Regions from separate parts of the Homo sapiens genome. Here region 1 is linked to region 2. The links are chromatin loops, found by intact Hi-C in ENCODE. Cell type or tissue: PC-9. All regions are shown on one strand. Links, peaks and the distances in the headings refer to the core of each region. The heading gives the core; the rest is flanking DNA. Region 1 has its middle 39 kb from the start of ZNF648. Region 2 has its middle 120 kb from the start of ZNF648.

Region 1 (15,446 bases), core at 4,260-12,259, 80 kb before region 2:
CCTACTGTGTGTCGGGCTCTATGCTGGGCCCTGAGAATCAAGCACTGAGCAAAATAAACAGAAATTCATGCCTTCCTCATGTAGTAGGTCTAGTAAAGGGAGACATATACTTTTTAAAAATAAGTAAATATATAACATGTTTATTGCTAATAGGTGGTACAGAGAAAAACGATGCAGGCCGGGAGGATGCATAATGTTAGAGTGAGAGGGTGACCATTTTAAAGAGAGAAGTCAGGTAAAGTCTTTGTGACAAGAAGACCTTTTAGTAAAATCTGAAGATGAGGGACTCTCTGGAGAAGGAACCACAAGTGCAAAGAGCCCAAGAGGGAAGTATACCCAGTGTGTTCCCAGCACAGCAAGGCGGCCAGTGTGCCTCATGTGGAGAAACTAGCAGGGAGAAGGGTGGAAGATGGGGTCAGAGAGATAGCAGGAGGCCAGATCAGGCAGGGATTTGAAAGCCCTTGTAAGGACCAGCAATGTTACCCAGAGAGAGATGGCAGCCATTGACCAGAAGAGTGGCATGCTCTGATTTACATTTTAACACATTCCCTCTGTGTTGCAAATAGACTGAAGGGAGGCTACGGTGGAAGCAAACAGGCCTGTTTTAATAAACTGTGCAGTGATGATGGTTGGAACCAGGCTGGTAGCTATGGGCATGCAGAGACATGGTCTAACAAGCAGTCAGATTCTGGATAGAAGCAATTGAATTTTGCTAATAGATTGAATGAGGATATGAGAAAAAGAGAGGAGTCAAGGCTAATTCCAAGGATTTTGGCCTGATCAGCTGGAGTGATGGTATGGACATTAACTGAAATGGGATGGCTACAGGAGTGCAGACACAGGTTTAGGTGACAGGAAGAAATGAGGAGCTTGTTTTTGGATGTGTTGTAGTTGAGATTTCTATTTGATATTCAAGAAGAGAAATCTGGCAGGTGGTTGGATTCATGTGTCTGGAGATCAAGGAAGAGGCCAAGGTTGGAGAGGTACATCCATGAGAATGCTACAAGGGACTAAAGTAACTTACAAAAAGAGGAAGTCCAGGCCGGGCACGGTGGCTCACGCCTGTAATCTCAGCACTTTGGGAGGCCGAGGCGGGCGGATCACGAGGTCAAGAGATTGAGACCATCCTGGCCAACATGGTGAAACCCTGTCTCTACTAAAAATACAAAAATTAGCTGGGGGTGGTGGCGCATGCCTGTAGTCCCAACTACCTGGGAGGCTGAGGCAGGAGAATCACTTGAACTCAGGAGGTGGAGGTTGCAGTGAGCCAAAATCATGCCACTGCACTCCAGCCTGGTGACAGAGTGAAACTCTGTCTCAAAAAAAAAAAAAAAAAAAGAGGAAGTCCAAAGACGGAGCTCCCAGGTATTCCAATGTTAAGACATTGAGAAGAGGAGGAGGAATGAGTACCTAGAAAGTGGTGACGACCAGGATTCGAGATTGGGTCACCAAGAACAGGTTTTGCCAGATGAAGCTCATTCTTTTATTTAGAAATTGTCCCAAACAATGCCATAGTTTGTCCAGATTTCAAAATGGTATTTGAAAAAAAAAAAAAGATTCTTCTGACATCTTTGAACATGACGACAATATGGTGTCTTATGAAGCAGCTTTACTGGATTTATAAATGGCCTATTCCATCCTCTCTCTCCAAGGCCTGGACAAAAATTGGATCAAATAAGAGCATCTTGGGAATGATACTCCAATTTGCAGATGCTGCAAAGCTAGGCAAGATAGAGATACATTGTCAAAACATGCAGGATCCCAAATAATTCTGGTGGATTAGATGAATAGTCAGAGCTAACAAAATGACACTTAACAAGAATGATTGGGAATTCCTGCATTTTGGTACCAATAACTGAATATCTAAATGTCAGATGAGGGAACCAGTGTTTGGCCACAGTAAATGAGAATGTGGCCCAGGAATTTATGTTGATAATAAGCTCCATATGAAGCAGAACTGTGATATGTTACCAAAATATATAGCCTTCCCCAGCAACAAAAACACAGGAGTGTCATCTATAATAACTAACTATCTTACGGCACCTCTGTGCTGGTCAGTCCACACCTAGAATATTTTATTCCATTCTGGCATCATGCTTAAAAAGGGAAACTGACATACTGGGGTGCATACACAGGAGAAAAATCGGGACCTGTGAAAACTGCTGCAACCTTCTGGTCCTCCTGCTTCCACCTCTTGCCTCTCCTACCAGTTCCCCACACTGCTCCCAGTTTTCTTCCTTGGACATAAATAGGATCATATCACTCACTTGTTTAAAGTCTTCAGTGCTTTTTTCTTCACTGCCTAAGGAAGACTCTTCATGTTCTATCTTTTTCAGCCTCATTTCCCTCTACTCTCCTGTTGGGTTCTATGCTCTGGCCACCCTGTTCCCCAGGTTACTACACTTGTTCTCACACCATGCTTTCATCTGTGGAGTTAGTACCTTCTGTGGGCTCTCAAAGCACCTGATTTTTCCCTTACCTTTTGTTGCCTTACCTCACCATGTATTCTGGCCTTTTTTCTTACCTATATCACAACTAGGCTGCAAGCTACTTGAAGGCAGGGACAATAATACTTCTGTCTCTCTCTTTTTTTTTTTTTTTTTCTGTTTGGACAGATCTTGCCACAAAACATGTACTCAGTAAAGACTGGTTGAATTAATGAAGGAAGGAATGAAGGAAGACATAAATAAATGAATCAGTGCTAGTTCCTCTTCCTGTTGGCTCATCTGCTATATCCCATTCATCCTTCCAGGCACCCAGCTCAGACATCAGGCATTCAGAATCCTTCCTGCTGCCGCATACTGCACCTTTCCCTGAACTTCCCACAGCACTTGGCATGTGGCTCCATAGAGCCCCTGGGGCATTGTACTTATTTGCCTACCTGGTTTTTCTGTCTCATTCATCTTTGTATGCCCCAGACCATGGCTGGCCATGTACCTGGTGTCATATCTTATGAGGAATGCCTAAGGCCACGGAGAGTCTATAGCCCAGAGAAAAGGAAACACGATTCTTTAATTAGAAAGGAAAAAAGATGGTCCTTCAGCCTGGTGGTGCAGTGCCGGCTCGCATCTGTGAGAGATAGCAATGGACAGACTTGACAGGCTCTCCAACTCTGAGATTTTGTGGTTCCCGGCTCTGGAATTTAATTTGCTGTGTTATTTCACTGATAGTCTTGTTTCCAGGCTAAATAGCCCCAGAGAAAGGTAGGGAGGAAGTGTGGCCCCCTTTGCTGCAGGTGGATTGTGGCAGAGGATAAGGAAGATGGTCACCCTCTGAGGCAGCAGAGAGGTCAAGGGTGAATTTTCTAATCTCTCCATACTTTATGGAGGGAAGGTATTCCTGACCATGGCATCCCATTGGGACTAGGAGAGGTACTCCTCACACCCTGTCCCAGAAGGCTCTTGGCCCTGGCTCTCTCCAAAGCCAATCTGATTCAGGGAGCCGTGGCTGCTGTACCACAAGACCTTTTTCCCATTGCATTTGGAGTATAGAGATTCAGCTTTCTGCCAATGCCACAATTACTTCTGGTTCAGGGAAGGTCTGAATTCTTGCAGAGATCTAGAAGGAGGTCATCAGTGTGGGCAGAAAATGGTCATAGGAAAGACTGAATGTCCCTACAGCCTTCAGCTGCATGGCCATTTTGCCCTGGGACATGGATAAAGAGAGGAGTAGGAGACCAGAGAGGAGCTATCTGAAGAACAACTATGCCAGCATTCTGCAGGCAAGACAACAGCTTTCCAGGAAATCTGTGGTCACCATAGCAAGATCCTGACCTGGCATCAGCTTTCAGGATGTTGGTGCAGGTTCAGAGGATGCTGTACCTTGTCCCTGAATACCTGGTTTCCTAGAAAGTACATGCAGAAGATGGCTCTGTCTGCATAGAACCTGCTTGGGTGTGCTCAGGTATCTACAGGTTGAAACTCTGAAAGCGGGTCAAGAACCAGGCTGGCCAACAGGAGGCATTTCTAGGATTGTTTTCTAAGAACAGGCATGATAAAATAACCACATTCAAGTTTTCTGTTTCATTCCCCTTATCAAGGGGACAAAGTTTGTAAGTGCTGCTCTGACCTTTACAACCATTGAAGAAGACACTTGACACAGTTTTGATGTCACTCTGAAATGCTCCCCTTGCTTGATTCTCCCTACCTGTTTTTCTAACACCCTATCCCTCCCACTGCACTTTCTCCTCAATCTCACTACCAGAATTTCAGAAAGCAATTCAATGCACAGTAAACCAGTAACAGCCTTAAGCTTTGTCTCTGAGTGACTTTGGTGCCCTACTGGTCCATACAACTTGTGGCAGTAACTTGCTTCTAGCCTGTTGAGCTCAGCAGCAGACCATGATTCACTCGGACAAGGACTGGCCCAACCCACAGTAGACACTGGGCTGGAGCTGGCATTTGTGAAGGCAGAGAATGCCACCCTCCCGTCACTTCAAGGATGCAGCTATTCTAGGGATAAACCCAGATCTGATGGGCTGTGTTTTGGAAAGCAGTTGATAACAGTGTTGTCATAGAAAACACCTACCTGGGGAGTTCCTTGGACCTTTAAAACAACATCTGTTTATTTAGCACAGTGCCTGTCACACAGGAGCCATTCAATAAACATTTCGTGGATATCTGTTGAATTGTTCTATCGACAAGAATTTAATGAACACCCAGAATTAGTTCTAGGTATCCAGGGAGAAATAAAAAGGAAGAGTGGCAAGTCCTGTCTTCAATGATTCTACAATTCAATGGTGAAAAGACTTACACATTGGAAGAGTAAAATCCCACCATGTGGCAGTCTATGATCAGGCATACCTGTGTACTGCAGTCCTGCCAGACTTGAGGGCTTAGAAAAGCTCTGCTTTGCTCAGCTTTTCACACTGACTAGGGTCCTACCCAACGTGCCTGTGGACCATCTGTGAGAACCTATGTAGGAGTGATGACTTTGCCTTGTGAAAGGAGATGGCCACACATCTATCCCTCTAAATGTTAAAGTTCTCCTTGCTCTAATTTGGTTAAAAGCATTTCGTAAGTATTGAAGTTGGTGTCACATAGAAGGATTATAGAGGACACGTTAGTAATGCTCGTCATGTAATGCTCATAACTTTGGCAATGAACATGATGATGGTAATGGGATTGGAATCGCTGTGATGAGGGTTTTTGCTGCTTTGCTAATGAAGAAATCAGTAAGGAATGAAGCTTCCAAAGGTCACACACACACACACACACACACAAACACACACACACATTTTCTTCATCCACTCACCAGTTGGTATATACTTAGGTTGATTCCATATCTTTGCAAGTGTGAATTGTGCTGTTATAAACATACATGTGCAGGTGTCTTTTTGGTATAATGACTTCTCTTCCTTTAGGTAGATACCCAGCAGCGGGATTGCCGGATTGAATGGCAGATCTACTTTTAGTTCTTTGAGAAATCTCTGTACTGTTTCCTATAGAGGTTGTAGTAATTTACATTGCCATCAATGGTGTATAAGCGTTCCCTTTTCACCACATCCGTACTGACATCTATTGCTTTTGTGACTTTTTAGTAATAGTTATTCTGATTGGGATAAGGTGGTATTTCATCATGGTTTAATTTGCATTTCCCTGATGATTAGGAATATCAAGCATTTTTTCATGTTATTTGGCCATTTGTATATCTTCTTTTGAAAAATGTTTGTTCATGTCATTTGCCCACTTTTCAATGGGATTTTTTTTTCCTTTGCTGATTTGTTTGAGTTCCTTGTGGATTCTGGATATTAGTCCTTTGTCAGATGTAGAGTTTGCCAATATTCTCTCCCATCCTATAGGTTATCTATTTACTCTGTTGATTATTTATTTTGGTGTGCAAAAGCTTTTTAGTTTAATTATGTTCCATTTATTTATTTTTGTGTTTATTTTGTTGCATTTGCTTTTGGGGTCTTAGTCATAAATTCTTTGCATAGGCCAACGTCCAGAGAGGTTTTCCTAGATATCCTTCTAGAATTTTTATGGTTTCAGGTCTTAAATTTAATTTAAGTCTTTTAATTCAGCTTGAGTTAATTTTTATATATGGTTAGAGATAGGGATCCAGTTTCCTTCTTCTGTATATGGTAATCCAGTTTTCCCAGCACCATTTATTGAACAGTGTGTGTTTTTGTCTGCCTTGTTGATCTTTGTCAAATATCAGTTGGTTGTAAGTATTTGGCTTTATTTCTAGGTTCTCTATTCCATTCCACTGGTCTATGTGTCTACTTTTATCGCAGTACCATGCTGTTTTGGTTACTATATCTTTGTAATATAATTTGAAGTTGGGTTATGTGATGCCTTCAGATTGGTTCTTTTTATCTAGGATTGCTTTGGCAATTCCAGCTCTTTTTTGATTCCATATACATTTTAGGATTGCTTTTTCTAATTATGTGAAAAATGATATTGGTAGTTTGATAGGAATTACATTAAATTTGTAGATTGCTTTGGGCAGTATGGTCATTTTCATAATATTGATTGTTTCAATTCATGGGCATGAGATGTTTTTCCATTTGTTTGTGTCATTTATGATTTCCTTCCTTCCTTTCTTTTCTTTCCTTTCTTTTACTTTCTTTTTTTTTTTTTTTTGGACATAGTTTCACTCTGTCACCCAGGCTAGAATGCAGTGATGCGATCTCGGCTGACTGCAAGCTCTGCCTCTAGGGTTCAAGCGATTCTTGTGCCTCAGCCTCCCAAGTAGCTGGGATTATAGGCATGCACCACCACACCTGGCTAATTTTTGTATTATTAGTAGAGACAGAGTTTTGCCATGTTGGCCAGGCTGGTCTTGAACTCCTGACTTCAAGTGATTCGACTGCCTTGGCCTCCCAAAGTGCTGGGATTACAGGCATGAGCCACCATGCCTGGCCATTTATGATTTCTTTCATCAGTATTTGGTAGTTATCCTTGTAGAGGTCTTTCACCTCCTTGGTTAAGTATGTTCCTAAGGTGTTTTTGTTTTTTTTGGTAACTATTGTAAGTGGGATTGAGTTCTTAATTTTATTCTCAACGTGGTCTTTAATGGTGTATATGAGTGCCACTGATTTGCATACTTTGATTTTGTAACCTGAGACTTTGCTGAATTCATCTATCAAATTGAGGAGTCTTTTGAAAGAGTCTTCAGAGTTTTCTAGGTATAAGACCATATCATTGGCAAACAGAGATAGTTTGACTTCCTTTTTCCCAATTCAGATGCTACCCCACGCCCTGCCTCGGCCTTTTTTTCTCTTGCCTGATTGCTCTGGCTAGGACTTCCTACCTTGTCCATCTTTCCTATGTACAGGTGAGGTCCTTGTGGAGACAGGCCTTCTACAAGAGCTTTCTTCTCATGTTTTTCCACACCTTGCTTCCCTTCACCAGACTTCTGCAACAGAAATGGAGGAACTGGAGGTTATCTTGGCCAGTAAATTCTCTGGCCCAGTTGGAGTCTACCAATATGCCCTGTTGCCCTTCTGTTTATAGACTCCATGTGGTGAGGGACACAGCCTCTCTGGTTTTCCGGTCCAACTCCTGCAGCTGGCACAGCACAGGCATACTGTAGGTCTTCAATAACTATATGCTGAATTAATTAATACGTAATCTAGTCTTCAGAGAGTCCCACTTCTACCAAACCAGCAGAATGTCTCTTGCCTAATTCCACAGGTCTAAAAACATGGGGTGCAGATGTCCTCTCCTGAATCCCTTCCCCTGTCTTCTACCTCCTTCCCAGTCCATAAGGAATTCTAGTCTAATCCCCCTTCCAGAGCAAATCTCTGCTAAAGGTGGAATTTCCTTTGAGGTCACAAGGAAAAATTTCAATATCAGCTGAAAATAAGCCCCCAATGTCCTTTGTGCTTTCAATTTTTGGCCTTTTGGACTTGTTGATCATTTTTAGGCACAGAAATCTATTATTTCATCTCTTTCCAAGTTGGTAATTTTCAGGTGAATTGGTTGTATGTTTCAGGGAATGGGGGAAACCTGGGCAGAGATCATTTTAAAGTAGTCTTTGGCACTTCCTTGATTTTCAAATGTCTTTGATTTCTCAGCTGATAGAATTGAAGTCTTCTCCCCAAGTATCATTAGGCTTTACCCCAGCTCCCAACATGTCAAGTGGCTGTGGGAAGGAGCTGAGGCATGAGGGCAGGCGCAGACATCCTGCCTAGTGGACACAGGCTGGAGCATGCCTGTCCCAGGGATCCCTGCAGCCCACAGCCCGCTGTGCCTGTCACCCAACCTCACCTAACCACATTCTTTCTGCATCGCAGTCGCCTGCAAGACAATACCTTCACTGCTGGCCTCTTGCTTCTCTGACCCACAAAGAATGTCTGGCTCGATAAACATTCACCCAGTGATTATAGGATTAACTGCAACCTGTAGCAAAGGGAAGCTTTTAAACAAAGGTTTTGCTTTGTTGCTTTGGAAGGGAAAATTAAAAATATAAAGCCAACAAGCATATTATGTGTTAATGGGTACTTTAGGTTTTGAGTTCCAGAATTCAGTTATCAGTGAGAATTTCCTCTTGCAAAGAGGTAATCGAGTTCAGGCTGTTGTGCTCCTATCTCTCCTTCTCTCCACAGGCTCCACTTTTAATTGCAGTTTCCATGACAGTGAGATTGTTGCAAGAAAGCGAGAAAGATTGTGCGTGTACTAGGAAAATGTTTATGAAAATTCACATGTTTCTTTTTTTCTTTTTTCTTTGCTAGAAAGAAAGAAGGAAAGGTGGAATGCTAGAAAGAAAGAAGAGAAGTGATTTTATGTTCTTGAGTATTTATTATGTGCCAGGCACGAAGCTAGGTGTTTAACATATATATGGCGTTAAATGTGTGTGTGTGTATAAAACTTTTTTTATTGTGAACTATATAACTTATCTACCAAAGAGTACACAAAACAAAAAATGTCCAGCTCAGTGATTTATCACAAAGCAAACACCCAGGTAAAATCAAGAACTAGACATTGCCGGAATCCCAGAAGTGGCCCTTTTGATGCCTTTCAATTATTACCTCCTCCTTTCCCTTCAAAGGAAAAAACTACCCTGACTTTTGTGGAAATCACTTGTTTGCTTTTCATTGTAGTTTTACCACCTATGCATTAATCCTAAACACTATAGTTTAATCATTATAATTCGTCTTTTTTTTGAGATGGAATCTCATTCTGTCACCCAGGCTGGAGTGCAATGGCGTGATCTCAGCTCACTGCAACCTCCGCCTCCTGGGCTCAAGCAATTCTCATGCCTCAGCCTTCCAAGTAGCCGAGATTACAGGCATGTGCCACTACGCCCGACTAATTTTTGTATTTTCAGTAGAGACGGGGTTTCACCATGTTGGTCAGGCTGGTCTCAAACTTCTGACCTCAGGTGATCCTCCTGCCTTAGCCTCTCAAAGTTCTGGGATTACAGAGGTTGCAGTGAGCCACCACTCCCAGACTAATTGGTTTAATATCCAGTAGAGCAAGTCCTCCCAGGTTTTGTTTTTTTTTTTTTTTTTTTTTTTTTTGAGATGGAGTCTCACTCTATTGCCCAGGCTGGAGTGCAGTGGCTCTATCTCGACTCACTGCAAGCTCTGCCTCCCAGGTTCACGCCATTCTCCTGCCTCATCCTCCCAAGTAGCTGGGACTACAGGCGCCCACCACCATGCCCAGCTAATTTTTTGTATTTTTAGTAGAGACGGGGTTTCACCGTGTTAGCCAGGATGGTCTCGATCTCCTGACCTCGTGATCTGCCCGCCTTGGCCTCCCAAAGTGCTGAGATTACAGGCGTGAGCCACCACTGCCAGTTTGTTTTTATTCCAGAATGTCTTGGTTGTGTTTATCCCTTTGCATTTCCATAAAAACTTTAGAATCAGCTTGTCAATTTCCACAAAAGAAAAACTGTTATTTTCTTTCTTTCTTTTTTTTGGTTGTGGCAGGGAGATTGCATTGAATCTGTAGATCAGTTTTGGGGAAAATGATGTTTTCACATTTTTTTATTCTAATTTCCATCATGATTTCTTTGAAGTTTCAAGCATATGAGGATTTTTTAGTTATCTCTTTGTCACTTTTTCCCCGGAGAAATACTTGGAATTACTTCAATATTTTGCAATTTATTGAGACTTACATTATGACCTACCATATAGTAAATTTCTGTGAATTTTCCTTGTGTGCTTGGAAAAAAATTGTACCCTGCAATTATAGTGTGCATGTCTTGTAAGTATTCTTTAGGTCAAGTGTATTTGATTGTGTTGTTCAAATCTATATGATTAATAATGTTTGTCTGCTAGTTATACCATTTGCTGTGAGAAGTATGTTAAAAGTCTACCATTTGTGATAGTGAATTTGTTTTTCTGTTTTCTTTTGTATATTTTGAGGCTATGTTAGCAGTATGTAGAAAATTAGAATTATATTTTCCTGGTGAATTCAACTTTATCATAATGAAGTAGGTCTTTCTTATCCCCAACAGTGCCTTTTTATGGTACATGTTTAAGGTTTATACCATGCTGTTTTGATATACATATACATAGTGAAATGATTACTTATAGTTAAGCAAATTAATCTATCACTGTATATGTATATACATATATGTGTATATATACATATATGTATACATATATACATATACATGCACACACATATATTACACACACATATATGTATGTTTATATACAGATGAAGTTTGATATATACAGATGAATACTGATTACACATGTATATGCATATACATGTGTGTATATGTACACATACATATACACACATATATGTATGTTTATATACAGATGAATTTTGATTATTTCACTTTTCCCATTTATTAACTTGGAAGTTACCTGTTTTTACTAATTTTACTAATTACTAGTTTTTACTAATTCTTTTAGATGTTAATTCATTGATTTCCTCTCCCAATCATTGTTATTGTGAATTTTGATTCTCTGTACATTTTAAACTCCCCATACTTTGTACTACCGTTTTGTATGGTTGATATTTATTTAGACTCAACCACATATTTATTCTTGACTTGCTTTTCATTCTTCCCTTGATCTCCAACTTGCTAACTGAAATACTTTTTTGTTTTGTCTGAAGAACTTTTTAATGTTTTCTTCAGTTATGAGTCTGCTGGTGACAATTTCCTTGGTTTTTGTTTTAATGCAGTTTTTCTTACAAATTCTTGGCTGGGTCCTGTGGCTTACGCCTGTAATCCTACACTTTGGGAGGCTGAGGCAGGAGGATTGCTTGAGCCCAGGAGTTTGAGACCAGCCTGAGCAATATAGTGTGACCCCATCCAATACAAAAATACAAAAATTAGCCAGGTGTGTTGGTGTGCACCTATAGTCTCAGACACTTGGGAGGCTGAGGTGACCCAGGAGTCAGAGGTTGCAGTGAGCCGAGATTGTGCCACTGCCTTCCAGCCTGGGCAACAGAGAGACACCCTGTCTGAAAACAAAATGAAATCAAATAACTTAAAAAAATCTTCATTCTTGATAGATTTTTAAATTCTTATCATAACATTTTAGATGGGCAGCTATTTTATTTCAGCCTTTTAAAGATGTAATTTCACTGCCTCTTGGCTTCCACTGTTGAGAAGTCAGCTCTAAGTCTTACTGTTGCTCTTTTGAGAGTAATCTGTCCCTTTTTCTCTAGTTGTATTTGAGTTTGAAAATTTCTCAGCCACTACTTCTTCAGATATTGCTTCCATTATTTCCTCCTTTTATTTGCCTGCTGATACTCTAACTACACATATACTAGATCTTCCCACTATATCTTCTACACCTCTTACCATCTCTTGTAGACTTTCCATCCTTTTCCTCTTCATGCTTTATTCTATGATTGTCTTCTGACCTATCTTCCACTTCACAAATTTTCTCTTCAGTTGGGTCTCAACAATTGCTAAAGTTATTCATTGAGTTCTTAATTTTGACTACTATATTTTTTAATTCTAGAACTTCTTTTTGTTTCTTTTATATAGTTTCTAGTTTGCTAAGTCCTTAATCATTTATTTTCTTGAAAAAATAACAGCACATGTTATATACTTCTGTTCACCTCTATGGATATATCTTCACTCTCTCCACTCTGCTGCCTCTCCAGGAACCTGATCTGCATGGACTGTATCAATTAACTTTCTTGTCCTCTGGCTTCTAGCTGTGTTTGGCTAAAGTAAAGTACCAGTAGGACCACAGGGAAGGAGGAGAGTGAGATTCGGTACTGATTTACCTGATCTCTTCCTGTGGGGTCACTGTGGGCTGGCCACATTCCCTGACCATAGACTCTCTGTCTCTAGATTCTGATAGTTCCTCCCTCCCTGTAACTCTTCAAGCCTACAGGTGGTAAAGCCTCCTCATTGTTCATAGCCCCAGAGTATTGGACCCCATCTCTCCCCATCACAACCCATACTTTTGAAAATTATTCCTTTATTAAGGAATAATATTATCCCTCATATTATCATAGTTTGATGGTTCCATCTGTGTCTGGTTGGAAATCTGACTGACACAACATGTTTATATTATAAAATGTTTTTGGTTATTTAAATAATCAGACTCTATGTGGATCTGTAAGACTTCATGTGGATCTATTTCTACTGTCCTTGTTTCTGCTATTTTATTAGTCATATTTTCCTGTTTCATGTGGCTATTTTTTTATTTTTTTAATTTTTATGTATTTACTTTTTTTGAGATGGGGTTGAGAATGGCTAATTTTTGTATTTTTGGTGGAGATGGGGTGTTGCTATGTTGCCCAGGCTGGTCTCAAACTCCTAACCTCAAGTGATTCACCCACCTTGGCCTCCCAAAGTGCTGGGATTACAGGCATGAGCCACCGTACCTGCCCTCATGTGGCTATATTTAAATTATGTGCTAATAATTGTACGTGCAGAATTGCTTATAGAAATGTATTCTTCATTGAGAAAGGACTTACATTTGCTTTTGCCAGGCAGTTGAGATTATTGTAAACTGAAGTGTCTAGGAAGCCTTATGTAGTTCAAGTTCATTCTTCTTCAGTATCTCAACTTGAAATGGGGAGATTTACCAGCAACTCTCCTCATCTTGGCAGGCCCTAGAATATAATCCATTCCCTTAATTTAGCCTCTTACCCTTTCTCCAACCCCTCATGAATTGCCAAATGCTCCCAGGATAGAGCAGCCTTATCTTCCAATTTACCTTTTTAAGCCTCCAAATTGGTTCAGTAATTATATTCTCTCTCTTGTTGGTTCTCATTTTTTTTAAAAAAAAAAAAGTTTCTGGTTATCTTCAACAGGAAAATTGCTCTGAATTAATTTTCCTTCTTCAAACTTGGCTAGTCTAACTAATTTATCTAGGGTGATGCATCTAGAATAGCTCAGATAAGCCTAGCCATAAATCCTGTACTCTTTTGTTTAACACTAAACCATCTTTAGCCTCAACTGAAAAAACTGATTGTTTAAAATTGAACCCGAATTTTGCACTGCTAGCTACAAAAGTCAAAATAATTTAATATGCAAATGTGAGTCTCTTAAGGATGTTCTCCATATCTCATTTGCTTTTATATCCTTAGCACTTAGCATAGTATGTATTCAGACAGTATTTGTAAGTAAAAGAAAGAATAAGTAAAAGGATGAAATACATAAAATTCAAATGAAGATAGTTTCTATATGGATTATATTTCTCAACCTAAATTAATCCTCATCTAGTATATCAGGTGTCTTCCTTGTTCAATTTTCCTTTTCAAGATAAAATTTTTAAATGGTATAAGTGGAACACGTCTATAAATTCCAGGCTTCCATTCTCTGCTCCCCTATCCCAAATATTACAAGAGATTATCAAGATCAAGACTAGCCTAGTTTCTTTCTAGGAGTCCCTAGGACTGGGGAAGACTATCGGATGGTGGTCCAGTGCCAAATACTAGAAGGACCTATTCCTGTCAATCCAGCTTCAACATGCCTCAAACTGGACTCAGCATCATCTCCTTTTCCCTTACTAATTTATTCTCCTTCTCTGTGTTTACTACCGTATCTGGTGTCACTGCATCATCCTCCCAGTTGCCTGTACCAGAATCCTAGGGGTTATCTCTTATTGCATCCTATCCAAATCACCAAGCTTGGTGAGTCAGTGTCTACATATTTCTCACATTTGCCCCACCCCGAATATCTCTACTGTGACTGCTCTAATGTGAGTTCTCATCACTATTCACCTGGAGGTCAGCATTGGCCTTTTAACTGGTCTCACCTTTATCCTCTCTGGACCATCCCCACAGAGAGATCAAACACTGACACAACATTGCCTAAAGCCCTTTGGTGCTTTCCTACTGTCCACAGACAGTCTAAGCTCCTTGCCACAGTTGGTAAACTCTCCATAATCTGGCCCTTACCTATCTCTCAAACCTCCTTTTCCACTGTTCACCTTTGTGAGGTCCGTGGTCTAAAACTGCCAAACATATTACGTACACTTCCAAGTATTCCTGCTGTTCCTTCTGCATGAATTTCTCTTCCCTTACTTCTCCCCCTATTTAAAACTTTACTTATTCTTCAAGAATCACCTTCTGCCTCTTGAGTCTAGTCCAAGTGGCCCTTCCACATGCTCCTATGGCAAAGTGTCATCAAAACACATAATTAGCCTGTAATCTCAGCACTTTGGGATGCCAAGGCAGGCAGATCACTTGAGGTCAGGAGTTCAAGACCAGCCTGATCAACATGGTAAGACCCTATCTCTACAAAAAATACAAAAATTAGCCAGATGTGGTGGTGCATGCCCACAATCCCAGCTACTTGGGAGGCTGAAGCAGGAGAATAGCTTGAACCCGGGAGGTGGAGGTTGCAGTGAGCCAAGATCTTGCCACTGCACTCCAGCCTGGATGACAGAGCAAGGCTCCGTCTAAAACAAACAAACAAACAAAACAAGACCACCCCACATAATCAGTTTTTTATGACTGTCACCCTCACCTATCTGTAAGAAACTTGAAGCACTCCAGCTTAATGGTGGCATTTAATAGGCCCTTAGTAACAGTTTGAAAAACTAAATTGAATAATAATCATTAAGATTAATCAAAATTAGAATTTATATTGTCTAGGTGTCTTAGTCATTTCGATGGGTGGGGTTTATTTTGTTGTTCCTTGAGTGTATTTTTCTCTTAATTTTAAATAATATCTATAACTATGAATATTATATTTTAAAGATCCATTATATTTTCTAGCTTATAAATGGGTGATTATCATATTATTTTCAAAGCTTTTTTTTTTTTTAAACACAGCAAGATAGGCACGTTGATACTGAGCTCTCGTTTGCTCATTTTGGGGCCCTCACATATTTTGACATTTTTTTCATCTTCTCCATCAAAAGAGACTCAGTGTTCTGTAGGATGGTGCTCCATTTGTTAATATATTATCGTTATTAATATGTTACCTTCCTTCCTAGTGGGATTGGAACGTACATTGTTTTATGCCTTTATTCATTCCTCATCCTAACCAATTCCTTATATTTATGTCATGGAACCATCTCCCTGGTACCTCAGAGTAAAACTCTTCTCTCAGCAGAAATGATA
Region 2 (15,446 bases), core at 4,516-12,515:
TTTTAGAAAATAGATACTATTTCTTACTCACTGTTGCCCTCACCATAACATGTGCTCAGAATGCAGAAAAAGTTCAATGCATTTCTGAATTTTAGTAAAACCATCTTTTTTTTTTTTTTTTTTTTTTTTTTTTTGGCAGACACAGCCATGTAGTATCTTTTAAATTATCATGTAGCCCTGCTCCATTCTACAGAGTAAGGGCTCCCACGACAGGTTTGTTTATTCATTCACAAATAAATTCAAAGCCAGGCATGTTGTTTCATACCTGTAGTCTCAGCCCTTTGGGAGGCTGAGGCAGGAGGATCACTTGAGGCCAGGAGTTCAAGATCAACCTGGGCAACATAGCAAGACCTAGTCTCTACAAAAACTTAAAAAAAAAAATAAATTCAGAAATCCTCCCTCTAAAGTAGGTACGATCCTGAATAGTGTGTCCTCTGTAACTATCAAGACAGCTGCAACCACCTGCAGAGTGTGCCTACAATGTGCCAGGCTCTGTGTGAGTGACTCACTGTCAGCCTGAGCCTCTGGCCAAGGCTCAGCTTTCCAGAACTTCTTTCTTTTCAGGGAAATGTAACTCCCAGCATCTGGAGAAGCTAATTACTCCTTGTTCATGTTTGCTCTTGCACCAAGACTTTTTTATTTTTTATTTTTAGGAACAGTCTGTTCATGTTTCCTTGGCTCAGATCTCTATGTTCCCATACCATTATGATGTAACTTAGAATTTATTTTACAGAACTGAACTCAATTCAATTTTGAAATTGTATAAGAGATCTACTCCACCCCTTTTCTTTCCATTAAAAAGCAAGAGGGATGTGTAGAAGCAATTTATTAAGGGTCCCTGCGGCTAGTCCCAGACCGCTATTTCACTGTTTCCTTATAGTTCACTGAGAAGGGAAGGGAGAACAGGAAAGGGGAGACCAGTTCCTTCCTTCCTGAATGATTGTTTGGCCAATCCACAGGAACGCCACACCTCAGCCATCCTACTCCCATCAGGGAAGCAGTACTCAGAGAGTCATCCCAGAGCCAGGGCTGGCTGTGTCAGGCTACGATGACAGTTCAGATTGGGAGGTGAAATTTGGCCAACAACAGGGAAGGTGTGATAGGACGTGATAATTATTAGAACATGACATTTTGAGAATAGGATCCAAGTCTGTTTAATATATCTTCAGCACCAACACAATGACTTGGCTTAGTAATAGCTCCAGAATGATTAAGTGAATGAATGCCATGTTCTTGCTTTCTGCAAACACTCTTTAAAAAGCATCTCCTTCATGTCTCTCTTCTGTATATCAGGAATCAGGAATTTGATGAGGCATACAGCTCATCAGTCTGGAAGCATTCTGCTAATTACAAAAGCCCAGGATGCTTGTGTGGAAAAAGCACAGGTTAGAGAGGGGAGAGTAGAAAAGGGTTTTTCCAGAGCCTTTTCTTCTTTTTTTTTTTTTTTTTTTTGACGGAGTCTCACTCTGTGGCCAGGCAGTAGGGCAATCTCGGCTCACTGCAAACTCTGCCTCCCGGGTTCAAGCAATTCTCCTGCCTCAGCCTCCTGAGTATCTGGGATTACAGGCACACACCACGCCCAGCTAATTTTTGTATTTTTAGTAGAGATGGAGTTTCACCATGTTGGCCAGGATGGTCTCGATCTCTTGACCTCATGATCCGCCAGCCTTGGCCTCCCAAAGTGCTGGGATTACAGGCATGAGCCACTGTGCCTGGCCTTATCCTTTTTTTTTCTTTTTGAGACAAGTTCTCACTGTCACCTAGGCTGGAGTACAGTGGTGTGATCAAGGCTCACTGCAGACTGGACCTTCCAGACTCAAGTGATCCTCTCGCCTCAGCCTCCCTAGTAGCTGGGATTACAGGCATGCACTATCATGCTGGGCTAATTTTTTAATTTTTAATAGAGACAGGGCCTCACCATGTTGCCCAGGCTGGTCTCAAACTCCTGGGCTCAAGCAATCCTCCCACCTTGGCTTCCCAAAGTGCTGGGATTACAGATGTGAGTCACCACGCCCAGCCCTCCAGAGCCTTTTCAAATAGGCTAGAGCCCACTTCCCTGTATGCTTAGTTTCAGGTTTCTATGTCATCCTCCCAACATGTTGAAATCTGTGAGAACAAGGATCAACAGTATACGACAATGGTTTAATGGGCTCTGCAGTTGTAAAACCCTGGATGGTTCTCCACTGACAAAGAGGAAGTCACTTAACCACTTTGACTTTTAATCCATTATCCATAAAATGAAGGTGGTAATAGTATCTGTCTCATGAGGTTGCTAGGAAGATTAATTTATATACGATGCACATAAAGTACTTGGCCCGGCCCCTGGGACAGAATAAGGTCTGAATAAATGAGAGCTGTTGTAATTAATTCAAGGCATAGCATGTGGCATTTCATGGACATTTTTCAATTGCTTGAGTAAAACAGACCCAGCTTGGAGAAAGCAGAACAAATCAGAATGAGACAGTCCATCAGGATTCCTTCCAAATTTGTGATCACATTGCAGCTCATCCCTTTGTTTTGGCTCAGTCATTTCTCCAATTGTGAGCAACTTAGGGCTCTTCACAATAGGGAGAATGGGCATATTCACAGGGGCAAATTACAGTTGGAGGAAGCCTCCTGGAGGAATGGTTTTCAGGGGACTTAGGTCCTGGCTAAGTGCCTTACAGCACTTGAAGATTGTTGAGGAGCCATTCTCCACTCCCCCTAGTTTTATGAAGGTATACTTGACAAAACTATATATACTTGCAGTGTACATTATGATGTTTTGATATAAGTATACATATTGAAATTAAATAATTAACATAGCAATCATCTCACACATTTATCAATTTTTGTGGTAAGAACACTTGAAATCTACTGTTAGCAATTTTCAAGTAGTCAATACGTTATTATTAATTATAGTTATCATACTGTAAAAGAGATCTCCAGATGTTATTCATCCTGTCTAACTGAAACTTTGTACCATTTGGCCAAGAGTTCCCCATTCCTGCCCCCAACCTCCCAGCCCCTGGTAACCACCATTCTATTCTCTTCTTCTATGAGTTCAAAAAAAAAGTTTTTTTTTTGAGATGCAGTCTCGGTGCGATCCCAGCTCACTGCAACCTCTGCTTCCCAGATTCAAGCGATTCCCCTGCCTCAGCCTCCTGAGTAGCTGGGATTACAGGCATGCACCACCACGTCTAGCTAATTTTTTGTATTTTTAGTAGAGATGGGGGTTTCACCATGTTGGCCAGGCTGGTCTCGACCTCCTGACCTCAAGTGATCCACCTGCCTTGGCCTCCCAAAGTGCTGGGATTACAGGCATGAGCCACCATGTCCCGCCTGTGAGTTCAAATTTTTGAGAGTCCACATATGAGTGAAATTATGTGATATTAGTCTTTCTGTGCCTGTTACTTCACTTAGCATAACATCCCCCAGGTTCATACATGTTGTTGCAAATGACAGGATTTCATTTTTCAAGGCTGAATAGTATTCCATTGTGTATATATACTACATGTTCTTTATCCATTCATCTGTTGATGGGCACTTAAGTTGCTTACGCACCTTAGCTATTGTAGATAATGCTGCAAGAAATATGGGAGTGCAGATATCTCTTTGAGATCCAAATTCCATAGAGTTTTTTTTTTTAACCTCAATTGAGAGCAAAGTAAGAGGAAATGGAGCCTACTGGCCCCTGAAGAACTTCTTGCTAGACAGGAAGAAATTCCTGGAAGTTATTTAGCCTCATCAGAGGGGGCAGTTAATATCCTTCTCAGAACAGAAAAATATTGAACTTTATTGAGGTATAATTAATATACAACAAAATGCACTCCTTTGTTGGATGGAGTTCAATTAGTTTTGACAAATGAATACACTCATGTAACTACTACTGCAATCAAGATTTAGCACATTTTCATCACCCCAAGAATTTCTTCTTTCCTGTCTACAGTCCACTTGGGTCCCGAGTGATTCTGTTATTACATGTTAATTTTGCTTATTCTAGAATTTTATATGATGGAATCACACAATATGTACTCTCTCTTCTGTGTTTGGTGGTGTTTTGCTCACTCACGTTGTTGCATATACCCATTGTTTGTTCATTTTTATTAGAGTATAATATAATATTGTATCTTATAGCTTTTTAAAATCTGTTCACCTGTAGATGGACATTTTAGTTGTTTTTCAGGTTGTGGACATGATAAAGTTGCATGTGTGTGCAAGTCTTTGTGTGGATATATGTGTTCCTTTCTCTTGGGTAAATACCTAGCAGTGAAATTGCTGGGTGGTTAGGTAAGAAACTTTTAAGAAATTGGCAAATAGCTTTTAAAAATAGCTGTATCATTTTATGTTCCCACCAGCAGTGTGAGTTCCAGGTATTCTACATCTGTATTAATCAAAGTTCTCCAAAGAAACAGAACCAATGGGAGATTCTATGTATGTATATAATTTATTATGGGAATTGGCTCACACAATTACAGAGGGCAAGAAGTTGTCTGCAAGCTGGAGAACCAAGAAAGCCAGTAGTGAGTCAGGAGTACTACTCTTGTCCAAAGATAGGTGAAGATGGGTGTCCCAGTTTAAACAGAGAGTGTGAATTTGCCCTTATTTATTTCTTTTGCTCTATTTGAGTCCTCAATGGATGAAACAATGCCTGCCCACATTGAAGGGTGTTTTTCTTCTTTCTACCAATTCAAGTGTTAATCTCTTCTGGAAATATCCTCACAGACATACCAGAAAAAGTTATACCAGCTATCTTGGCATCCCTTAGCCCAGTCAAGTTAACCCATAAAATTAACCATCACAACATTCTCACCAACAGTTGATATTTGCAGTAGGCAAAATAATAGCTCCCAAAGGATGTCCATGTTGTAATCCCCAAAACCTGTAAATATGTCACCTTACATGGCAAAAGGGACTTTGTAGATGTGATTGAGAATCTTTTTTTCTTTTTTAGTATTTTTTTTTGAGAGAGAACTCTTCTGTGTTGTTCAGGCTGAAGTCCAGTGGTGCAATCATGGCTCACTGCAGCCTCAACCTCCGGGCTCAAGCGATCCTCCCACTGGGACTACAGGTATGCACTGTCATGCCCAGCTATTTATTTTATTTTATTTTTTGTAGAGAGAGGGTTTTGCTGTGTTACCCAGGCTACTCTTGAACTCCTGAGCTCAAGCGATCCTCCCACCTTGGCCTCCCAAAGTGTTGGGACTATAGGTGTGAGCCATCATGCCCAGCCTGGTTAAGGATCTTGAGATGAAGAGATTATCCAGGTGAGCCAATATAATCATAAAGGTCCTTAAAATATGGAAGGTGGAGGCAGAAGTGTTAGAGGAGATGTGAGGATGAAAACAGGTCAGTGTGATGTGGTCATCTGCTAAGGAATGAGGGCAGCCACTAAAAAAATAGAAAAGTCAAAGAATAGGTTTTCTCTTAAAGCTTCCAGAAGGAATGCAGCTCGGCAGACAGCTTGATTTTAGCCCCGTAAGCCCCATTTCAGATGTCTCACCTCAAGAACCGTAAGACATTAAGTTTGTGTTGTTGTAAGTATGTGGTAATTTATTATAGCAGCAATAGGAAACTAATACATTTTGTTGGTCTTTTTAATTTTAGTAATTCAATGAATATGTATTGTATCTCAGAATGGTTTTAATGTGTGTGTGTCTATCTAACGATGTCAAGCATCTTTTAGGAGCCCTTCATATATTTCCCGTAAAATGTCTGCTCAAGTCTTTTGTCCATTTTAACTGGATTGTCTTATGATTTAGTTGCAAGAGTTCTGCATATGTCTTGGATACAAATCCTTTGTTAATATATGAATTGGTACTATTTTCTCCCAGTATTTGGCTTACTTTTTTATTTTCTTAATGATGTCTTTCAAAGGGAAGAAATTTTTAATTTTGATGAAATCCAATGTATCAATTTTTAACTTTTTATGCTTTATGCTTTTTGAGTCTAATAAATTTTTGACTATCCTCAAATGGCAGGAATTTGGATGTAGGTTCTTTTCTAAAAGTTCTACAATTTCAACTTTAAAATTTACTTCCTTGAACTTTTTAACGTGAGTTGAGATGCTTTGTATGAAGCCAGAGGCTTTGTTTCAGAGAATCTTTTCAGGCAGTCTTATAACTCCATTAACTCCGTCTCTGGGTGATAGACACTAAAGCAATCACTTCAGCACTTTGGGAGGCCGAGGCAGGCAGATCGCCTGAGGTCAGGAGTTTGAGACCAGTCTGGCCAACATGGTGAAACCCCGTCTCTACCAAAAATAGAAAAATTAGCTGGGCGCGGTAGTGTGCGTCTGTAATCCAAGCTACTTGGGAGGCTGAGGCAGGAGAATCGCTTGAGCCCAGGAGGTGGAGGTTGCGGTGAGCTGAGATTGCACCACTGCACTCCAGCCTGAGTGACAGAGCAAGATTCCATGTCAGAAAAAAAAAGAGAGAAAAATATGAAAATATGCTTTTTTGCGCGTTACTCTTTCTGACTACTGAAACATAAACTAGCATTTACTGCATTGTGATGCTCTGCCAGACAAACTTTCCTCATCTATAAAACTCGGTTCATTTCATAGATGAGAAAGCTGAGATTCATGGAGTTTAACTACCTGCTATAGATTATACAAGCACAATCAGTCCAGAATTTAAGTTCCTGTCTCATGGATATACTTTGAACTTTCTCATCTTGATGGTATGACTTCTTACGCTTGAAATATATTACCCTTTTTTTCTATGAAAATTATTATTTCTCTAAAGTCAAAATGCATTAACCATATTAAATATGGGCTCTTTCTTCTCAAGCGCCTGTCAGATTGTGAAGGGAACAATCCAATGCTCCTTTTTTCTTTCCTTAGGGGCAGAGGTTTTTGGCACCGTTTGTATCTCCAGTGTCCTGATTCACTTCTGTGAAGAGCAAAGGCAACTGATGGATCAATGCTTGGAGCAAAATGCAGAGAATCACTTCTTTGGAAGTGATTAGCATCTGACATTCTAAAAATGGATGAGCAGAGGGATTAGCCTTTATGCAACTGGGACCCTGAAAAGCAAGTATTAGGTTGGTGCAAAAGTAATTGTAGTTTTACCATTAATTTCAATGGCAAAACTGCAGATGCTTTTGCACCAACCTATATATACATGAGCATACATAGACATTGAGGAATGTATATCACTACACAAAGCCACCAACAGCCATGTTTGTTGGAGGAAGGATCGCCAAGGATCTTTTCTGTGTCCTCTTGGGAGATACAGGAGTGGTAGAAACAGGCCCCTACATGGTGAACACACTTAACCGGTGGCATTCTGACCCTCTCACTGCCCTACCATGGCTTTCAGGCTAATTTATTGATTCTCAGTGCCTCAATTTTCTATTTTAGTGACAGAAACAGTATTGTTTATGTGCTAAACTGACTCCCTATTTACTAGCCCCGTGATTTTGAACAATTTGCTTTATTTTTCTGTGTCTCATTTTCTCATCTGTAAAATGTAGCTGCCATGACACTGATCCAACATGGTTATGATAAGGATTTAATGAACTAAGATGGGTAAAGCTCATGAATGCTGCCTGGTATATAGCAAGGGCTCAATAAATATCTTCAGTTATAGGACAATTGTACATACATACATACATATATATATACACATATATAGATATGTGTGTGTGTGTACCTATATATTTTTCTCAAATGTGACAGAACTGCTTGGTTGTCCTTTTCCATGTAACAAACATAGTAATATAAATAAAGTAATAGTTGGGAAAAAACAATCTTACAATAGTCCCATAAAGTACTGAGCCACAGAGAAGTTAAATATAATGCCCATGTTTATAGAATTCGGAATGATTGCACAGATTACACAATACTTCTTTATTTTCCTGTCCAGATCTGATAGCTTTAGGTGAAGTGGGGAGAATGAGTCATAACTGGCAGGTATCGGAGGGGGGCTAATATCTCTGGCTGCTTTGCCTTAAACACATGATTTATTCCACCCAGCAGTGGCTGAGCTGAGCCTTGAAAACAAGTTTGCCTGGTTATATCCATGCTCACTCTGCTGCTCAGCCTTCTTAGTGCCACATACGGTCAGGAACCCTCCCTCAACAGTGAGATGTTTGTGGGTTTGCTGGTTGACACTGGAAAGGAGAGTGTGGTGACAAAATGAGCTAAGGTGAGAGCAGGGTGTTTCAAAAGCAAATACTGCCTTCTTTACAAGCTTGCCAACTCTCAGAGGAAAGACTGTGATTCTGTCTTTGTGGACCATGGAAGTTCCCTGCACCTTTGTCTATTACAGGACTGTCTTGTCTTACTTATCTGAATGCCCCTAGTGCCCAGCCCAGAGCCTGGTGAATGGTCAGTGTTCCATAACTGTTGAATGGCACTAGATACCAACCATCTTAGCCCTGGAAAGAGCTTGAGTGATCTAAGTTGGAGGGAAGCTCAGAAATAATAACACCTGAACTCCTGCTGGATACAGGAATCTCCTCGCATTATAAATCAAAGAGTGTAGTGGTTTAGAGCATAGGATCTGGAAACAGACTTTCCTGGGTTTAAGTCTCAGCTCCATCATCCCAAATCCTGTAAATATGGGCAGTTTATTTAACTTCTCTGTGCCTCAATACTTTATAGGGATATTGTAAGATTTTTTTCCCAACTATTATTTTATTTATATTACTATGCTTGTTACAAAGAAAAAGACAACAAAGCAGTTCTTCCCCATTTCACAAAAAGTTTCCAATCAACACCAATTACATGGTGATAAATAACTGGAATGGTGACACCTTTGGGTCAAGACTGGCAAGGAAAATGCTATGGTTCATCTCCAACAAGAATATGGCACATTGGCCGGCACAGGTAATGCCAAAACTGAGTCCTTAGTGCTCGGCCCAGATTTGGATCTCTTCTCTGAAGGTAGCAAATCAGGTAAAATAATTGGGTTTTTAAAAAATAAGTTTAAAATGAAGCTCAAGTTAAAAACCCATGCTCTTGACATATTTCCTTTCAAATTTTATATAAAACACACTTTTCCACTCTAATAGCCCAGATTTTTTCTTTACACAGCCCATCACATGGTTGCAGACAGACTCTTCTGCCTTAAGATGTAAACATAGGGAAAAATTGATGACATCTGCATAATACTCTTTCCACACTCTGCTATTACATGGAAAATACAAAACTTTTTTTAAAAAAAGAAAGAAAGGTTCCATCTTAGATTCTCACAACCTCTTGTTCCACAGTTTATGAACCTGACTCTGATACTAAGTTGGCAGTGTGTGTAAGCAGATTTTTGTTTTCAGTGAAGGAAACCTGGAAAAAGATGGATTGAGCTCATTTTCTTCCAAGAGTTATTGAATGGTACATGCTCCTCAAAGCCCTCATTCTCTCTAACTAGAGCACATTTCAGAATCACACAGCCTTCCTTATAATGCTGGCTGTCTTCAGTGGCAAACTCACAGATCCATCCCAGTTGGCTGTTGCGGTTTTTGTAGCTCACACCTTGAACCATGTGGCAGCCAGTGAGCATGATCCGATCTTGAACTTCACCATACTGTAGGTTAACTACTTTGTGACAAAGAAACGCCCTGCTAGTGGTGCCTGTGCACCTAGTAGAGATGAGCTGAGTTCTGAGCCATTGGTCAGGATTATATCACAGTTTGCACGAGAAAACAAATGGGTACTGCCAATATAATCAAGGAAAATTCTGCCCATTTTTGGAGCTGAAATTTTAAAAACCTGCATAGGTGAGTAGAATAAAGGGGTTGCAAGAACACACCAACCCTCCCTACAGCAAGTGAAAGGTAGGACGCAACCCACAGTGGACATAACTGGGCTGGCCTGGGCTTCCCTTGATGCTGGGTTGTGATACTGTAAGATTTTAATAAGATAATATATTTAGCTTATTTAAAACAATGCCTGGTACATAGGAAGTGCTCAATAAATGCTGACCTCCTCCTCTTCCTCTTTCTTCTTCCTCCTCTTTTTCTTCCTTTTCTTTTCTCCTCCTCATCACTCCCTTCCTCTTCTTCTTCATCTGGCTTCTCCTTGGAAATCCTCAATGACAGAGATACACTGAGGCAAACCTACCTTCTCTTTATTTCCATTCATTGATGTCCAACCTGTCTTCCCATGAAGGCTTTCAGACAGCCAAAGATAGCTATTAGTACGTCCAGAACCTTCTGTAAAGTCACACATCTACACTTCTCTCTAATCATGTTTTCTCATTCCATGTGATATCCAGATTTTTTTCCATTTGTTTAAAGCCTTTTCATTGCCTATGGGTGATGCCTTAGTTGCACACGATCCTAATGCAGTTAGTTCAGGAAGAAGGAAGTGTGGGCTTTTTTCTTCTCCAACATAGGCATGATTCCAACTCAAACATAGTTTCTTGGATCTCTTTGAAGAGGTAGAGGTTATGAACACGGTATCTACCTAGCTGTTATCACTCATTATACCCACCCCAGACACACATGCACATTCACCCTGCATCTCTGCTCTTTTACTAGGGTTGAGGTATGAGCTTCTGTATGACATAACTCCTCCTTCCCCCATGATGGCTGCTGTGACACTCTGAGAGGGGACCAAATGGGTGCTGGCCATTCTGCGTTTCTTTTAGTGCCACAAAAAACTTCTTCAATACTTGAAGCAGAGTAACAGCTGTGAACTAGCAGAGTGATCCAGAAATCCCCCAAATCCTACATAGCAGCCAGTGATCCCAGGGAGACCTGGCTTGACTTAGCAGGAGGGCTCCACGGCAGAGAGTGAGTGATGCCCATTCTGAACCTGCAGTTTTAAGTCTCTGTTCCCCTGGTGCTTGGGTACTTGATGTTTACAGCTTCTCTCCTGAGCTGCGCCATTCCTCCTGTCTTGCCTCCCTGTTGTGCTCCACCCGTTGCTGATTCCTGCTTGTCTTGCCAACGTCAGCTCTCCCCAAACCTTAAAACACCTATGCTCAACAGTCTGCTTTTCTTTGTATATTTTAGGCTCTAGTACCTGATTCCCCTTCAGGCATTAAGCTCCTTCAATAATAACTAACAATTCTGGAGCAAGAATTGTCAGTGAAAAAAAATTAACATTTACTGAGCATTTACTATTTGCTAGACTAAGTGATTTACATGCAACATATCATCTAAACCTCACAAAGACCCTCTCATATAAGGTAGCTCATGTTATTGGCTATTTGTTATATGTTAATATATGTTACATGTGCTTATATATGTGTGTGTGTGTGTGGGTGTGTGTATATATATATATATATATATATATATATATATATATATATATATATATGTTATATGTTATTGGTTACAAGAAAAGAAAATGGGGGCCAGGCATGGTGGCTCACGCCTGTAATCTGAGCACTTTGAGAGGCCAACGTGGGTGGATTGCTTGAGCCCAGGAGTTCAAGACCATCCTGGCCAACATGATGAAACCCCCATCTCTACAAAAAATACAAAACCTAGCTGGGGGTGGTGGCATGCACCTGTAGTCCCAGCTACTCAGGAGGGCTGATGTGGGAGGATCATTTGAGCCCAGGAGGTGGAGGTTGCAGTGAGCTGAGATCACATCACTGCACTCCAAATCCTGTCTCAAAAAAAAAAAAAAAAAAAAAAGAAAAGAAAAGAAAAGAAAAGAAAAGAAAATGAGGCTTGAGAGGTTAGATATCTTGTACGAGGTCAACCAGCTGGTAGTGGTAGAACTGAGGTGGGTACCCAGTATCTCTGAGTCCAAACTGTAATGCTTCTCCAAACAGGAATCCTCCAGTAATTAACAATAATTCCCTCCCATGGGGCATCTTGGGATTCCAACAGGAAAGAAGAACCACTGTCAGTTATGAAGCAAGGGATTTATTATAAAATTTAGACCTTACATAATTATGGAAGAAGCAGAGAAAGTGAAGGTGCCACTGGAGAGTTGAAAGATCAGAGCAAGAGTAAGTAACAGTTATGCATGTCCTACTGCAGAAGTGAAACTGCAAAGGCAAGCTCATGGGAAGCCCATGAGAAACTGCCTCCACTGCCAATATATGGCGATAGGCCTGGACTCTCAGACCACTGTTGATCAGTGGGGTCAGGTAGGAAGATAGGTAGAATGTAGAGGAGATGACAGCAAGGACAAACTGGAACCTGCCAGCACCTCTGCATCTGTCGTCATGTCTAATCACAATGACTTTCAGAGGTAATCATGCTGCTTCACTTTAATCTTTCAAATCTCATGCACATTTCTTTTTTGACAACTCCAATCAAGAACCATATCGGTGGGGGGAACTCTGGGAAATATACTTCCAGGTTAATCAAGTTGACATATGCAAACCATCCTGCCTTAGTCTGTGTTGTGCTTTCATAAAAGAATACCTGAGACTGAGTAATGTATAAAGATTAGAAATGTATTGGCTTATGGTTCTGGAAGCTGGGAAGTCCCAGATGGAAAGGCTGGCATTTGGCAAGGGTCTTCTTGCTAAGTCATCTCATAGTGGAAGGCACAGGGGGCTGGGGACCAGGGACCAAACTCACCCTTTTAGAATGAACTCAATCCTGTAGGTTTGTATTAATCAATTCATGAGGGTGGAGCCCTCATGGCCTAATCACCTCTCACTAGACCTCACCTCTCAACACAGTTGCAATGGAGATTAAGTTACCAGCACATGGTTTTTTGGCAGGCACATTTAAACCTTAAATGTGCAAACTTCTTCCCATGTATTATCCTCAAAAGCAGCAGGGCATGTAATCTACTGGAGATTCCATGCATTATCTATGATTCTTAGGGTACAATAATGCTTACAAAATCTAAGTATTAATTGGTTCACTTGTAATTCAATAACTTAGTATGTGGCTGTTATTCATTTACTTTCTTTTTCCTATTTCAGAAGATCAGAGGAGGGCTTACCATTTTAGTGCTGACCATTAGTTTAAATAAAAAAGAAGTTAATTTTAAAAAATTCATTACAGACAGACAAGATGATAAATTTTTCCAGCATCAATGCATAGATAACAATTAATGCTTGACATAGATTCTATTTAAAACAAAATAATGTTTTAAAAAATTCTTCAGTAGTGGTATGCTAAGGATTCCAGCAAAGCCAAACAGCCTTCAGGCATAGGATGAATCATCTAATTTGTTTGTCAAGGCTCATTCAGCTGGAAAGGGCTGTACTTTCATGCAGGGAGAATTTCTAATGGCAGCTTTCTGGTAGCAGGCATCACACCACCGGAATGATATTAGCAGCTCACCACCAAAACCAGTGGGCAAACTCCTTTACAGCTGATTTATGGGTATATTAGTCAGCTCTGGCTGTCATAACAAAATATCACACACTGGATGGCTTCATAGAAATGTTTTCCCCTTAGTTCCGGAAGCTGAAAGTACAAGACTGGGGTCCCAGCATGATCAGGTTCTGACGAGGTCTCTCTTTCTTGCTTGCATATGGCTGCCTTCTTGCTGTGTCCTCCCATGATGGAAAGAGAGAGGTTGGGGTGGGGAGGAGAGAGTGCATGAGCTCTGGTATCTCTTCCTTTTCTTACCAGTGCACTAATCCCAACCCATCATGAAGACCTACCCTCGTGACCTCATCTAAACTTAATTATCTCCCATACCATCACAATGAGCACTGGAGTTAGAGCTCCTACATCTGAATTTGGTGGTGGGACACAATTCAGTCCATAGCAACAGGCATTTCAGACGGACCTGGAACCTTGAAGTTCTCAGGTTTCCTGCCAGCCTGACTGGACCCACAGTCTTTACACTGAACCCATTCTCTTCTGCCTTGGCTCAACATTCATCTCTTATTGGTTTTAATGTCACCAGGCTAAGAAATTCTCCTTCAGCCAAGAGTCTGATTTTTTTTTTTCAACATGAAAATCCCCATGGATATTTAGAGGGAAAAAAAGCAGCCTTCCATGAGTGTATGGCATAAGGCAGAAGGAGGCAGGTGCCCTGAGATGAGCAGATCTGTCCTCCACCTAGGAACACCATTCAATCACTCATTATACAATTATTTTGAGCATCTTCTCTGTACTAAGCACTGTGCTAGATGATGTGGGTACTATGGAGAATAACATAGATGACTCATATCTTGATGCAATGGACTGAATGTTCATGTCCCCCAAAATTCATATGTTGAAATCCTAATCCCCAATATTATGGTATTAGGAGGAGGGGTCTTTGGGAAGTGACTAGGTCATGAGAGTAGAGCCCTCATGAATGGGATTAGTACCTTATAAAAGACACCCCAGAGACTCTCTTACTCTCCTTCCAACAGGAGAGGATACAGTGAAAAGATGGAAAGTGTGCAACCTGGAAGAGAACCCTTGCCAGAACCTGACCATGACCACTCCAGCACCCTGATCTCAGACTTTTCAGCCTTCACAACTGTGGGAAATAAGTTTCTGCTGTTTATAAGCCACCTAGTCTATGGTACATTTGTTAGAGCTGTGCAAACTGACTAAGACACTGCACAATGCCAATTTCAGATACTCTGTCACATTTTCCAGGCTAATAAATTCTTGTCTGTTACAATTTTGTCTGCCATTGTGACTTTGGAGAAGAGAGTGACATATTTATTTCTCTATATTTTCTCCTTTCACATTCTCTCATCCTCATCCTACTATAGGCCTCTGTGGCTTCATCTAAGTAAATTAGAGAGCAGGGACCTATGCTTTATCGCCAGTTCCCTAAAACTATTTTCTTGTCATTGGCTTTTGGAAAGGCAAGACTGAAAGCAGCAATGTCCTCCTGTGGTAAAAACTGGTCACAATGTCTTACTGCCCGGAACCAGGAGATACCTCTCTCAAGTCTTTCACAGGCTCAGATTTTAAGTCTCGTTGGCAGTCTCTCCCTCTTCCTCTCCCTCTCCCTCCCTCTGCCCCTCTCTCTTTTGAGATGGAGTCTGGCTCTGTCTCCCAAGCTGGAGTGCAGTGGTGCAATCATGGCTCACTGCAGCCTGGACCTTTTGGGCTCAAGTGATCCTTCTGCTTCAGCTGCTTGAGTAGTTGGGACTACAGGCATGCACCACCATGCCTGGCTAATATTTTTTGTAGAGAGGAGGGCTCACTATGTTTCCCAGGCTGGTCTCAAACTCCTGGGCTCAAGTGATTTTCCCACCTTGGCTTCCCAAAGTGCTGGGATTACAGGCATGAGCCACTGTGCTCAGCCTGCTATCTCTCTCACTTAAAGAAACAAACAAACAAACAAACAAAAATAGAGATGGTGATGTGGATTCAGGTGGGACAGAGATCTGAAATCACCTCAGAACCAGCAATTGCTCTGATCAGAGTGACCCTACACTGACCCCTTTTCACTCAGACATTTCCAAACTCCAGCTTCTTGGAGGCAGTGGTTGGTGTAATTGGTTCTTTACTGGGATTCTAGCACAGGGGTATTCAATCTTTTGGCTTCCCTAGACCACATTGGAAGAAGAAGAATTGTCTTGGGCCACACACAAAATATACCAACACTAATGATAGCTGATAAGCTAAAAAAAATTTGCAAAAAC

The links. Hi-C counts contacts between places; a loop is a spot of excess contacts. Peaks named below come from ENCODE experiments on the same cell type or tissue, not always from the same donor. Only the 100,000 strongest peaks of a DNase experiment are listed, where the experiment ranks them.
Region 1: it touches region 2 in a loop (4-fold over the local background); 4 of 110 quality-filtered maps call a loop at or near these places.

The regions. Positions count from the first base shown.
Region 1 is chr1:182,093,345-182,108,790 of GRCh38, forward strand. No RefSeq gene overlaps it. Among named protein-coding and RNA genes, the nearest start is that of ZNF648, 39 kb to the left of the region's middle. RefSeq lists an enhancer at 7,602-8,372 and a silencer at 8,070-8,364. In PC-9, for the core only: no CTCF peak of the experiment used is centred there; a DNase peak (open chromatin) is centred at 8,237; H3K4me3 peaks cover 288 bases; H3K27ac peaks cover 1,360 bases.
Region 2 is chr1:182,173,430-182,188,875 of GRCh38, forward strand. It overlaps the pseudogene YPEL5P1. Among named protein-coding and RNA genes, the nearest start is that of ZNF648, 120 kb to the left of the region's middle. In PC-9, for the core only: no CTCF peak of the experiment used is centred there; a DNase peak (open chromatin) is centred at 7,992; H3K4me3 peaks cover 749 bases; H3K27ac peaks cover 2,471 bases.